2 separate regions of the Homo sapiens genome follow, and region 1 is linked to region 2. Evidence: chromatin loops called from intact Hi-C (ENCODE). Cell type or tissue: psoas muscle. All regions are shown on one strand. Links, peaks and the distances in the headings refer to the core of each region. The heading gives the core; the rest is flanking DNA.

Evidence for each region. Peaks named below come from ENCODE experiments on the same cell type or tissue, not always from the same donor. Only the 100,000 strongest peaks of a DNase experiment are listed, where the experiment ranks them.
Region 1: it touches region 2 in a loop (1.9-fold over the local background); 4 of 110 quality-filtered maps call a loop at or near these places.

Annotation. Positions count from the first base shown.
Region 1 is chr22:29,963,688-29,966,608 of GRCh38, reverse strand. All of the region lies in intron 2 of MTMR3 (myotubularin related protein 3), which reads right to left. Among named protein-coding and RNA genes, the nearest start is that of MIR6818, 42 kb to the left of the region's middle. In psoas muscle, for the core only: no CTCF peak of the experiment used is centred there; no DNase peak of the experiment used is centred there; H3K27ac peaks cover 1,769 bases.
Region 2 is chr22:29,906,223-29,909,143 of GRCh38, reverse strand. All of the region lies in intron 1 of MTMR3 (myotubularin related protein 3), which reads right to left. Among named protein-coding and RNA genes, the nearest start is that of MTMR3, 25 kb to the right of the region's middle. RefSeq lists enhancers at 1,427-1,926, 1,927-2,428. In psoas muscle, for the core only: no CTCF peak of the experiment used is centred there; a DNase peak (open chromatin) is centred at 1,233; H3K4me3 peaks cover 713 bases; H3K27ac peaks cover 2,451 bases.

The DNA.
Region 1 (2,921 bases), core at 362-2,861, 57 kb before region 2:
TAGTATAGAATGAAGTAGTTGATGAGGGAAGAATTCTACCTAATATACAAAGAAAAGAATTTGATAATACTATTTTACAACTGCTAATGAAATACAAGATGCAAATAATAATCTAGTCTATGGAAAACTACAGGAAAATAACCCCTATTCTTTAAATAGCAAGACAAAAGACCGACATAGAAGGGAAACCTACAGAATTAAGAGAGACTTAAGTGACCATGTCAACCAACTGCAATATATAGATCTTATTTGGATTCTTATTCAAAGTATAAGCTGAGACATCTATTAGGGAAATCTGACCACATACTAAATATCTGATGATATTAAGGAGTTATTAATTTTCTATATAATTGACAATGTTACTGTGGTTATAGGTTTTTGTGTGTGGTGATGGGTTTTTAAAAAGAATTTATCTTTTAACTATAAAATACATAAAGTTATATACCAAGGAGTAGGCAGAATGAGTAGGAGTACCTCTGAAACAAGATGGGTCATGAGTTGGTAACTTTTGAAGACCAGTGAGATAAGTTAATGGAGATTTATTAAACTATTTTCTCTACTTTTATATATTTGAAATTTTCACATAAAGTTTTTTTAACCATAATGGCAATTCTACCTCAAAACCTCCAGTTATTGAAGAATTAATTTAAAGAGTCAAAGTTTTATCTCTCATGAAACCACTGTTTATACAGTAAGCCTATCAATATGCACTGTTACGTCTTTCAGATTTTTTTCAGAGAAATCTGAAAAAACTCTCACAAGCATCCCGGATGTCCCAACTAAAATGTACTCATCTGTAGTGACACTGAACTAGAAATCAAATTCCAATTACAAAATAAACTCTCAATCTGCAGTCACATTATATATATATACATAAGCTATCTTCCCAGTCAAATCTAATTTGTTTTGTTTTGTTTTGTTTTTGAGACAGAGTCTCGCTCTATCGCTCAGGCTGGAGTGCAGTGGTGCGATCTCAGCTCACTGCAACCTCTGCCTCCCGGATTCAAGTGATTCTGGTGTCTCAGCCTCTCAAGTAGCTGGGATTACAGGCATATGCCACCATGCCTGGCTAATTTTTGTATTTTTAGTAGAGACAGGGTTTCACCATGTTGATCAGGCTGGTCTCAAATTTCTGGCCTCAAGTGATCTGCCTGCCTTGGCCTCCCAAAGTGTGTGAGCCACCACACCTGGCCTACTCTAATTTTTTAATGAGTACAGAAATACCAAGACAAAGATTTGCCACTCGGCATTAAAAGTCTCAATTTAAACATAGTCTTCACCCAGAAATAAGGCCTTCCATTTCTATACCAAATAGATTCTGTAAAATGATGTTCTTTCTGCACTGCAGTCAGTCAAAATTTACCAATAATCTAGTATGTGTTAGACAGTATGACACTGTTAGCTCTGCATTAATACAACTTATATACCATCGCAGAAGACAGAAAAAGATGGTAATAATTACAAATTGTGCTAAATGTGATAAAGGAAACAAACGGGATGCTGAGACAGGGACTGGGGTTTGGGGGTACCGAAGACCTACTTTAGATAAAGTGATCAGAAAAGACTACTTGGTGGGGCAAGGCCAGTTTCTAATATACGGAAGTGCATGTGTTCCTCAGACAGGAAAGACCTTGATAATTTTGAAGAACTAAAAGGAGGAAACCATTGTAGCTAAACTGTACCGAATCAGAAAGAAGAGTGGCACAACTTGAAGTTGGAGAAATGTAAAGGAAAAGATCATGTGAATAGTAGTAAGTTTAAAATACAGTCCAAATACAACAGGGAGCCATTGACAGGTTTTAAATAGCAGAGTGACGTGATTTGATTTTAAGATCACCCTGGTTGATGTGGGGTGAATGGATTAAAAGAGAAAAAGAATAAAGAAGAGAACCAGGAGACAATTACAGTAAGAGACTAGTGGCTTGATTTAGAATGGAGGCAGTACGGATAAAAGCCTAAGTATGTGAAAGATATCCTGGTGTGTAACTCACAGGTTTAGGTAGAGGCCTAGATGTGGCAGCAAAGGGAGATTAAAGAACTTACAGTCCAGAGGAGACAAGAAATAGTTAAAATAGTTCAAAGTAAGAGGTGCTGCTTTAAGTATCTGAGAAAAGTTAAAACTGCTATAGGAATTCCAAATCCATAAGAAAAAGCCAAGATCACAGGAAACTGTGCAACCCATCAGAATCAAGTACTTGCTAAAGGTTCCTTTTAAAACTAGAAAGAGCATTAGACCACTCTGGGTATTATGTAAAATAACAAACAAACAAACAAACAAAAAACACTACAAATCGCAGATGTGACCAATCCTTAGGAAATATTCAGGGTTCATTACAGCACCTGACTTGTAAAATGTGAACCCCACAGTGGTAGTTATACCAACAGTACAAAAGGAAGAAATTGAGTCATTACTGTTAGTCTGATAAGCAGTGTAATACTTCTTAAAATTAGATATACGAGTAATGCATGCACTCAGTAAATAAGATACAGATGTAAAAAGTAAACAAGTAACCTCATACTCTGCTAGTGAGAATGTAAAATAGTGCAGCCTCTTTGAAAAATAGCCTGGCAGTTGCTCAATTAAACACAGAGTTACCATTTGACTCAACAATCTTACTCCTAGGTATATATCCAAGAAAACAAAAACATGTCCATGTAAAATCTTGCAAATACATGTTTATAGCAGATTTATTCAAAGTAGCCCAAAGGTGGGATGGGCTATTTTGAAGCACGTATTAGTACTTCATTCCTCTTTTTTTTTTTTTCCACTACAGGGTCTCACTCTCACCCAGGCTACTGGTGTGCAGTGGCGTGAAGATCTAGGCTCACTGAAACCAAATGTCCATCAACAGATGGATGAATAAACAGAATGTGGCATATCTAAACAATGGCAAATTATTTGGCCATAGAAAGGAATTAAG
Region 2 (2,921 bases), core at 164-2,663:
CAAGAAATAAAAACTCAGCTGAGCATGGTGGAGGCTAAATTGGGAGGATGGCTTGGGCCTGGGAAGGTCGTGGGAGCCTGGAAGGTCGAGGCTGCAGTAGACTGTGCCACTGCACTCCAGCCTGGGCAACAGAGTGAGAATTTGTCTCAAAAAAAAAAAAAGAAAAGAAAAGAAAAGAAAAATTAACATATTTCTTAAATAAATAAAAGCACTCTTAACTTTTGGGAAGCACATTCTGGAGAAAACATGTATTAAATAAATGACAGCACTTTGGAAATTAACTTTTTATTCCTAAATATGCTTTAAAGAATACAGCAAATAGCTAAAAGCAATCCTTCATAATTTTACCATGTTTAGCACTTTTTACTGAGAAATAGAAAGTTCTACAATAATCAAAGTGGATCAATCTATCACTGTGGTATACACAGTCACTTAGTCTTATCTCTGAAAAATATTTTCAGATTATGTAAATGTTTTATCTCTGAGCTACCCTTCAACAAAATGAAAAAGACATATTCCTGCTATTTCCGCAAAGGGCCAACAATCAATTTGTGGTACTGATAAAAGATTAATTTGCCACCTAGAACAACGTATAGCCATGAAATTCAATTTAGAAACAGAGCTGCAATCACTCTAATCCACCAAAACAATCAACAGTTAACTATTTCAGAGTACTGAAGCAAATCCACTTTCATTCTATTTTTACTCCTAAAGTGTGCAATGCTAGTAAGGAAAGGGTCTGTTCCTCAAAACTGAAATGATTCTGGTCTTGCTTTGGTTTCTTCTGGTCTGTTCTAGCAGGAAGCAGTAGCTACAGTGTCTGACATGAACACGATACTTGTGCTTACTACTAAACTATGTATATTCCCTTAGCTCTAGAAAACTAATATGGCATTGAGCTTCTTGAGTTACCCTCAGTCACTATAAGGCTGTTCTCATCCAGGTCCGTAGAAGGAAAGCTTCCACCACGGTTACTCCCATTCTGAATCCTCAACTTGTTTCCCACCCCCAGGTTTTACAAGGTTGTTAGGAAAAAAAATCTTACTTGCATCCGACTGTGGAAGTCCTTCCTACCTATATACCATTACTCTTAGGAGGTACAAGCAAGATCTCATCTAGATTTCTTGGCTGCCTTCTACCAATGTAATCATAGCACGAAGCTTTGAAATGTGAGATCCTGAGACAGGTCACTCCTTTCAAAGTGTCTATCATTACTCCTTGGTGAGTCAGCTGCTGGACTGCTGCCAGTGTGCTCTTTGTTGGCTTTATCATGAAACCATATTCCTGTAGAGCTGGAATGGTGGCCAAAACACTGCATTTCAGAAGACTCCTTCAAAGTGTGTATCAAAAAAAAAGATACAGATACACATCCAAGCAAGCCATTCACTTGTTTTAGTAAGAGAGGGAATGAATAATACAAAGGAGGTTAAGCAGTTTTGTTAAAAGATTCTCTTATGTGCAAGCATCCAAAAATATCCTGTAAAATCACTTGATAATTTTCTTTGAGTAGATTTTATGCAAATGGGTACATTTAAAATTTTTTATGCCCTTGAGGAAAGAAAACTCAACTTTTCTGTCTCAGGTAAGAACTCTGAAGTTAAGTAAAAGCTTGAGATACTCAAGGATTCTCTGACGGTCCATCAACTATCGGTGAAGGGGGAAAACATCTACTCTTTAGTAAGTAGCTTTAGTAATGGGTTTTAGAGGAACCCATCAATAAAAAAGTTTGTAATTTTTTTTTTTAAGACAGAGTCTTGCTCTGTCACCCAGCTGGAGTGCAGTGGTGCTATCTCGGCTCACTGCAAGCTCTGCCTCCCGGGTTCACACCATTCTCCTGCCTCAGCCTCCCAAGTAGCTGGGACTACAGGCGCCCACGACGACGCCCGGCTAATTTTTTGTATTTTTTTAGTAGGGACGGGGTTTCATTCTGTTAGCCAGGATGGTCTCGATCTCCTGACCTCGTGATCCACCCGCCTTGGCCTCCCAAAGTGCTGGGATTACAGGTGTGACCCATCACGCCTGGCCAAATTTTGTAATTTTTAGGATGTTTTTGGATTTTGTTTGTTTGAGACCGAGTCTCACTCTGTCACCTGGGCTGGAGTGCAGTGGCGCAATCTCAGCTCACTGCAACCTCCGTCTCCTGGTTTAAGCAATTCTCCTGCCTCGGCCTCCCGAGTAGCTGGGATTACAGATGCACGCCACCATGCCCGGCTAATTTTTGTGTTTTTAGTAGAGACGGGGTTTCACCATGTTGGCCAGGCTGGTCTCGAACTCCTGGCCTCAAGTGATCCATCTGCCTCTGTCTCCCAAAGTGCTGGGATACAGGCATGAGCCACCACACCAGCCAAATTTTTAATTTTTATAAGGTGAAACAATGTTCAGAATGGGGAAAGGGGGAGTAGATATAGGGCAACTCAAGTAGTTCCACAGTACAGGAATGAAAAAGCTCCTAGCTCTGAATAAAGTAATGGATAGTAATAATGCTTTCGGGGTATAAAAAGTGAGACAGGCCAGGCACGGTGGTTCATCCCTATAATCCCAGCACTTCGGGAGGCCGAGGGAGATGGAACACTTGAGGTCAGGAGTTGGAGACCAGCCTGGCCAACATGGTGAAACTCCGTCTCTATTAAAAATACAAAAAAAAAAAATTAGCCAGGTATGGTGGCACACGCCTGTAATCCCAGCTACTAGGGAGGCTGAGGCAGGAGAATTGCTTGAACCCGGGAGGAGATTGCAGTGAGCCAAGATCGCACCACTGCACTCCAGCCTGGGCAACAAAGCAAGACTCCGTCATAGATAGATAGATAGACAGATAGATAGATAGATAGATAGATAGATAGATAGATAGATAGATAGACAGACAGACAGACAGACAGACAGACAGACAGACAGACAGACGGATGGATGGATAAATGTGAGAC